Linked DNA regions of Homo sapiens: region 2 is linked to region 1. A link is an interaction called in ENCODE POLR2A ChIA-PET data of the cell type or tissue named here. Cell type or tissue: endothelial cell of umbilical vein. All regions are shown on one strand.

What was found. ChIA-PET counts read pairs that join two places held together with the same protein. Peaks named below come from ENCODE experiments on the same cell type or tissue, not always from the same donor. Only the 100,000 strongest peaks of a DNase experiment are listed, where the experiment ranks them.
Region 2: POLR2A ChIA-PET joins it to region 1 with 6 read pairs; 3 of 35 experiments call an interaction of 5 or more read pairs at or near these places.

Annotation. Positions count from the first base shown.
Region 1 is chr16:16,039,912-16,043,911 of GRCh38, forward strand. All of the region lies in intron 7 of ABCC1 (ATP binding cassette subfamily C member 1 (ABCC1 blood group)), which reads left to right. Among named protein-coding and RNA genes, the nearest start is that of ABCC1, 92 kb to the left of the region's middle. RefSeq lists a silencer at 1,441-1,735. In endothelial cell of umbilical vein, no CTCF peak of the experiment used is centred here; a DNase peak (open chromatin) is centred at 2,340.
Region 2 is chr16:15,741,252-15,745,251 of GRCh38, forward strand. MYH11 (myosin heavy chain 11) reads right to left here. Exons shown (of 41, transcript NM_002474.3): 20 at 3,878-3,986; 21 at 509-640; 22 at 212-418. Among named protein-coding and RNA genes, the nearest start is that of NDE1, 93 kb to the left of the region's middle. In endothelial cell of umbilical vein, no CTCF peak of the experiment used is centred here; no DNase peak of the experiment used is centred here.

The DNA.
Region 1 (4,000 bases):
TGAGGGGGAGAAAGGGAGGAGATGAAGCAGGAGAAGGATTTGCAGGGGTCTCCTCTGAGAGTTAAGGTGGGATTCCAGGTGCAGTGAGAACACAGGCGCAGGTTTTCTGCAGGGCAGTGGTGTGACGTGAGTTCTGTTGTTTGTTTGTTTGTTTGTATGTATGTATGTATGTATGTATGTATGTATGTATGTATGTATTTTAGAGACAGGGTCTTGCTCTGTTGCTCAGGCTGGATGGCAGTGGCATGATAACAGCTCATTGCAGCCTGGAAATTCCGGGCTCAAGCAGTCCTCCCACCTCATCCTCCCAGAGTAGCTGGGATTACAGGTGCACACCACCATGCCTGGCTGATGAATTAATTAATTAATTTTATATTTTATATTTGTTTTTTTGAGATGGAATTTTGCTCTTGTTGCTTAGGCTGGAGTGCAGTGGTGCTGTCTTGGCTCACTGCAACCTCCACCCCCCGGGTTCAAGCGATTTTCCTGCCTCAGCCTCCGGAGTAGCTGGGATTACAGGAATGTACCACCATGCCCGGCTAATTGTGTATTTTTAGTAGAGATGGGGTTTCTCCATGTTGGTCAGTCTAGTGTCAAACTCCTGACATCAGGTGATCTGCCTGCCTCGGCCTCCCAAAGTGCTGGGATTACAGGTGTGAGCCACTGCGCCTGGCCTTTTTAAATTTATTTTATTTTATTATTATTATACTTTAAGTTTTAGGGTACATGTGCACAATGTGCAGGTTAGTTACATATGTATAGAGACAGGTCTCACTGTGTTGCCCAGGCTGGTCTCCAAGTCTTGGCTTCAAGCAGTCCTCCTGCCTCAGCCTCCCAAATAGCTGGGATTACAGGTGTGAGCCACCACACCCAGCTGAGTTCTGGTTCATAACAACCCAGGCTGTCCTGGGGAAGGTGGATATTTAGGGACAAGAGTGAAGGCAGGGAGACCAGGGTGGGAACCTCAAGGGCTGTCCATGAAGTCCCTTCATGCCTCACCGGGAGCCGCCATTGTATTTATTTATTTATTTTTTGAGACAGGGTGTCACTCTTTTGTCCAGGCTGGAGTGCAGTGGCACGATCTCGGCTCACTGCAACCTCCATCTCCTAGGCTGGAGTGATCCTCCCACCTCAGCTTCCCTAGTAGCTGGGACTACAGGCACGTGCCACCACACCTGGCTAATTTTTTTTTTTTTTTTTTGTAGAGATGATATCTCGCCATGTTGCCCAGGCTGTTCTCAAGCTCCTGAGCTCAAGCAGTCCACCTACCTTGGTCTCCCAAAGTGCTGGTATTACAGGCGTGAGCCACTGTGCCTGACTGGAGCCTCCATTTTTCACCCAGAGCATTTTCTGAGAATTCAGTGAGATATATGATATGATAAGCTGTGCCCTAGCCCTGAGTACATGCTGGGCAGGTTTTAATTGTACAAGTTTTATTTATTCATCTGTACACTTTGATCTTGCCAGGGAGGATGTGGTGAGAACTGGGTCTTGGGGCTTGAAAGCGGGCCACCTGAGAAGGGTCTGGCTCTGTGAGTACCTTGGTGTTTAGAGATCCTCAGCGTGGAGCCAGGGGATCATTTACTTGGGACATTGGTAGACGGATCGCTTGCTTTATTCCCAGAGGCATAAGCCAGATCTGGCACCTGTAACCCCTGTGAACCTGGAGAGAGTGAGAAGGAAAACCCTGTCCTAGGCTGGAATTTCCTGGTGTGGCCCCTTACACTCAGATCCCTTTTGTTAACCAGAGAAAGGAATGCAGCTCGTGCAGCTCTGGGCTGCTGGGTATCCTAGGCTCGGGGATCAGGTGATGGACGCCAGGGCTGGGGGCTCTGCATGGCTTCCTGGATCCTTTTACCACCTCTCTTCACCCATGAGTGACTCCTTCTCAAAAGTCAGGTGTGGCTGGGCATGGTGGCTCATGCCTGTAATTGCAGTACGTTGGGAGGCTGAGGCGGGAGGCTCACCTGAGTTCATGAGTTCGAGACCAGCCTGGCCAACATGGTGAATCCCTGTCTCTGCTAAAAATACAAAAATTAGCCGGGTGTGGTGGCGCTCACCTGTAATCCAGCTACAGGGGGGCTGAAGCATGAGAATTGCTTGAATTGTTTGGATTTAAAAACCCAGTGCTTCATTGGTTTGTGTGTAGTGGTTTTATGTTCTCTTTTGTGTATGGCCACTCAGAGCTTAGGGCCATTTTGGACTGTGGTTTCTGCTGGCATGAATGTGAAATGCTTCTGTGACTCTGGAAGAGTTTGGCAGTTTTTTTTTTTTTTTTTTTTAAGTTAGACACAGTGAACATACCACCAGTCACCCCCTTCCCAGGCATCCAGCCAACAGAGCTGAGAACATATGTTCATAAAAGGCTGGTACAGGAATGTTCTTAGCTACTTTGTGATAACCCAAACTGGAGGTAAGCCAGACATCTATTAGCAAGTGAACAGACAGATGCACCAGTTATGTACATCTGCACAACTGAATACTAAGTGATGTACAAGAACGAACTATTGGCCGGGCACAGTGGCTCATGCCCATAATCTCAGCACTTTGGGGGCCCAAGGCAGGCAGATCACTTGAGGTCAGGAGTTCAAGACCAGCTTGGCTAACATGGTGAAACCCTGTCTCTACTAAAAACATAAAAATTAGCTGGGTGTGGTAGCGCACACCTGTAATCCCAGCTACTCGGGAGGCTGAGGCAGGAGAATCGCTTGAACGCAGGAGGCGGAGGTTGCAGGGAGTCAGGATCGCACCATTGCACTCCAGCCTGTGTGATAGAGCAAGACTCCATCTCAAAAAAAAAAAAAAAAATCCCTATAAGATAAAGACTACTTTTTTGGTGACAGCTTTATTGAGATATTCATACACCGCACAATTCATGTATGCAGAACATACAATTCACTGATTTTTAGTGTGTTCACAGAGTTGTGCAGTCATCATCACAGTCAATTTTATTTATTTGCTTTTTAAGACAGAGTCTTGCTGTGGCGCTGAGGCTGGAGTGCAGTGGCACAACCTCGGCTCATTGCAACCCCCTCCTCCTCCTGAGTTCAAGCGATTCTCCTTTCTCACCCTCCCAAGTAGCTGGGATTACAGGCAACCGCCACCATGCCTGGCTAATTTTTTATATTTTTAGTAGAGACAAGGTTTTGCCATGTTGGTCAGGGTGTTCTCAAACTCCTGACCTCAAGTGATCCACCCGCCTCGACCTCCCGAAGTGCTGGCATTACAGGCATGAACCACTGCACCCAGTCAAAAAAAAAATTTTTTTTTAGAAATAGGGTCTTGCTGTGTTGCTCTGGCTGGCTGGACTGTTTTTTTTTTTTTTTTTTTTTCCACTGATGTATATATGCCTATCCCTTTACCTGTCTTGATGATTGTTGTTCTTTTTTTTGTTTTGTTTTTTTCTTTTTGAGACTGAGTCTTTTTGCCCAGGCTGGAGTGCAATGGTGTGGTCTCAGCTCACCACAACCTCCGCCTCCTGGGTTTAAGCGATTCTCCTGCCTCAGCCTCCCAAGTAGCTGGGATTATAGGTATGTGCCACCATGCCGGGCTGATTTTGTATTTTTAGTAGAGATGAGGTTTCTCCATGTTTGGTCAGGCTGGTCTTGAACCTGCCGACCTCAGGTGATCTGCCCACCTCGGCCTCCCATAGTGCTGGGATTACAGGCGTGAGCCACTGCGCCCAGCCTATTGTTGTTCTTTCTTTTTGAGATGGAGTTTTGCTCTGTCACCCAGGCTGGAGTGCAATGGCCTGATCTCCACTCACAGCAACCTCCACCTCCCAGGTTCAAGTAATTCTCCTGCCTCAGCCTCCCAAGTAGCTGGGATTACAGGCACCTGCCATCATGCCCGGCTAATTTTTGTATTTTTAGTAGAGATGGGGTTTCACTATGTTGGTCAGGCTGGTCTCAAACTCCTGACCCCAAGTGATCCAGCCACCTTGGCCTCCCAAAGTGCTGGGATTACAGGTGTGAACCACCACTCCTGGCCATGATTGTTA
Region 2 (4,000 bases), 300 kb before region 1:
ATGCAAGGCAGGGCAATAGAACAGAGTGGGCTCACTGTGTTCCAGTCCCAATCCCAGCTGTGTGGCCTTGATCAGATGACCAACCCTCTCCAAGCCCCCGTCTCATCATCTGTCCCAGCAGGGACACATATCCCTGGATGCACCTCCACAGGCCTGTGGTGAGGGTCAAGTGATTTGCTACCCACCACGGGCTGCCCCTGTGACACCTTACCAGCATCTGCTGGGCCATCTTCTTCCTTTCAGCCTGTAGCTGCTGGCCCCTGTCTTCCTCCTCCTCCAGGCGGGCCTCCATCTCATGCAGTATCTCCTCCAGCTCCTGCTTCTTGGCCGCCAGCCGCACCCGCATCTCCTCAGCCTCTGCATACAGCTCTGTCTCTGCCTGCAGCTGTTCCTGTAGCAGGTTCTTCTCCTCGGTCAGCTGCACGCAGGTGGTGGGGAGGAGGCGGGTGAGCCCCACGGGGCCAAGTCCTGTTCCCCAGCAACCCCAGCCATGCATCCATACAGGTACCTGCGAGTGCTTCTGTTCCAGCTCCTTAAGCTCATTCTCTGCCTTCTGCTGCCGCTCCTTGGTCTTCTGCAGTTCATCCTCCTTGGCCTGCATCTCCTCCTCCTGCCGTGTCACCTGCAGCAGTGGCTTCACCTGCACACACACGGTTAGCCCATCATTTGTTTTTGTGGCAAAGGGATATGTTGTCATAATAAATTCGATCAGTGGTTCCGAGCCAGGGACAATGTTGCCCCCACCGATCCCCACTAGGGGATATTGTCTGGAGACACTGCTGATTGTCACAGCTGGGGTGGGGGGTGCCTCTGGCATCCAGTGGGTAGAGGCCAGGGATACTGCTAAACACCCTACAGTGCACAGGACAGCCCCCACAACAGAATTAGTCACCCCAAAATATCAACAGTGGCAAGACTGAGGAGCTCTAAATCAGAGCACCAGAAAAGGTACAAAGTGAAAGGAAAAAGTCTCATCTTCCCCACTTTAGAACCATCCCAACAGAGAACTACTGCTGAAAAGTGATATTTCCTTCCAAGGACAAAAGGGAGAAAAAAAATCTTTCATATCCCACCCACCTCCCTATCAAAGTCATTATTAACATTGTTTACATTTCCTTCCTGGCTCTTTTTCTATGTTTAAAAAATAGACTTAAGACCATGCTGCCTAGTTGTAGAGGCTGCTTTTATTATTTAAAATTATATGATACAGACAGGAACAGTGATGCATGCCTGTAATCCCAGCATTTTGGGAGGCCGAGGCAAGCGCTTGAGCCCAGGAGTTTGGGACCAGCCTGGGCAACATCATGAGACCCCATCTCTACAAAAACAAGTAACCAGGCATGGTGGTGTGTGCCTGTAGTCCCAGCTAGTGAGGGGTCTGAGGCAGGAAGATCGCTTGAACCCTGCAGGCTGAGGCTGCAGTGAGCCACGATTGTGCCACTGCACTCCAGCCTGGGTGACACAGTGAGACCCTGTCTCCACAAATAAAATTTTTTTAAAAATTATAAGATATGTATTACCCCATGCTGTTACATCATTCTTACAACTTTACATAGCCATCTTTTAAGTTAATTTATTTATTTAGCGATGGTCTTGTTTTGTCACCCAGGCTGGAGTGCAGTGACACAATCATAGCTCACTGCAGCCTTGAACTCCTGGCCTCAAGCGATCCTCCCACCCCAGCTCCAGAGTAGCTGGGACTACAGGCACATGCCACAGTGTCCAACTAGACAGCTAGGTAGAAGTCTTTTTTTTTTTTTTTTTTAGCAGACCTATTCAGTAGCCAAAGCCATCATTTTAATAGCTGAAAACATTCCATTGATAGATGAACCATTATTGAACTCATCATTCAGCTAGGACTGGACACTGAAATTCTGCTATTGTAAATAAGGCCATAATGAATGCCCTTAACTCTTGATTTTCTTTTCTCTTTTTCAGGTGGAGTCTCGCCCTGTCACCCAGGCTGGAGTGCAGTGGCACGATCTCAGCTCACTGAAACCTCTGCCTCCTCGGTTCAAGTGATTCTCCTGCCTCAATCTCCTGAGTAGCTGGGATTACAGGTGCCCACCACCACACCTGGCTAATTTTTGTATTTTCAGTAGAGATAGGGTTTCGCCATGTTGGCCAGGCTGGTTTCGAACTCGTGAACCCAGGTGATCCTCCTGCCTTGGCCACCCAAAGTGCTGGGATTACAGGCATGAGCCACCACACCTGGCTAAGACGATTTTCTTAGGATAGTTTTTCAGAAGTTGGTTCAGTGGGGACGAACATTTCCAAAAAGCAGCATCTGCTGTCCTTCCCTGGGCTGCCTCCTAACTCTTTGTTTTCAAGCCCCTGCCTGGCACAAGGAAGCCCCTGCTATGTACTCCAGCAGCTTGCTTCATGCACTTATCACAGTTTGCCATTATGTATCTGTCTCTGTGATTATCTGTTTATTGTTTACTCCCCACCAATTCGGCTAGAATATTCATGGAGGTCAGGGACCATGGTGTGTGTTCACAGCTGCACCCCCAGCACCTAGCATGTGCCTGGGATACAGCAGGCACTCAATGTCTGTTTGCTTGGTGAAAAAGCCTTGCACCAGTGGATACACTCAAGGGCATATAAGGAGAAGCCTAGTCTATTGCAACAGAGCATGTCTTTGTGCCATGGGGACAATGCAACCAGTGCCACTACAGGAACCAGTTGAGTCCTCTGGAGGCCCTGACTCTGCCAGAAATAAAAAATAATATGCTATGGCCAGATGAGGTGGCTCATGCCTGTAATCCCAGCACTTTGGGAGCCTGAAGCAGGAGGGTTGCTTGAGGTCAGGAGTTCAAGACCAGCCTGGGTAACAGAGTGAGACTCCATTTCAAAAAATGCAAAAAGTAAAAAAAAAAAAACCTGCAGTATTGATACATGCAACAGTCTGGATGCTCTCTAATTCCATGTATAGAATATTTGTTTTATTTTTTTTTGAGACGGAGTCTCGCTCTGTCACCAGGCTGGAGTGCAGTACAGTGGCGCGATCTCAGCTCTCTGCAACCTCTGCCTCCCAGGTTCAAGTGATTCTCTTGCCTCAGCCTCCTGAGTAGCTGTGACTACAGGCGTTTGCCACCACGCCCAGCTAATTTTTGTACATTTAGTAGAGACAGGGTTTCACCATCTTGGCCAGGATGGTCTTGATTTCTTGACTTTGTGATCCACCCGCCTCGGCCTCCCAAAGTGCTGGGATTACAGCCGTGAGCCACCGTGCCTGGCCTTTTTTTTAAATAAAAAAAAAAAGAAAGAAGAGACAGAGTCTCAATCTTTCACCCAGGCTGGAGTGCAGGCATGATCTTGGCTCACTGCAACCTCTGTCTCCTGAGTTCAAGAGATTCTCCTGCCTTAGCCTCCTGAGTATCTGGGATTACAGGTGCCTGCCACCATACCCAGCTAATTTTTGTATTTTAAGTAGAGACAGGGTTTTGCCATGTTGGCCAGGCTGGTTTTGAACTCCTGACCGCAAGTGATCCGCCTGCCTCGGCCTCCCAAAGTGCTGGGATTACAGGCGTGAGCCGCCGCCCCCGGCAGCATTCTTGAACCATCAAAATTACAGAACTGGAGAACAGAGTGGTTTCCATGGCTACGGAGGAAGTGGGTGTGGCTATAAATGGGCCACACGAGGGATTCCAGTGCGGATGGAAATATTAATACTTTGTGTTAAGGTCCTGGCTATAGCCTATGTGCCAAAGGACAGGGCCTCCTCGGGCCAGAGAACCGCCAATGCTCAAGGTCTGAGTTCGAGCCCTCCATTCCACACCCACTTGCGACCACCTCCTGTCCCAAATGTGAAGGCTCCAGAGTGAAGAAGCAGGGCTGGGGGCCCCTGGGAAGGGGGCTGGGGCAGAGCACTCACTTTGGTGAAAAGCCTCCACCACTGCCAGTTCCGCAGCTTGAGGTAGGCGGCGCAGTTCCTCTGAATCACCTTCATGGCGGTCAGCTGCTGCTGCCTCTTGGCAAAAGCCCTAGGGAGGGGGGA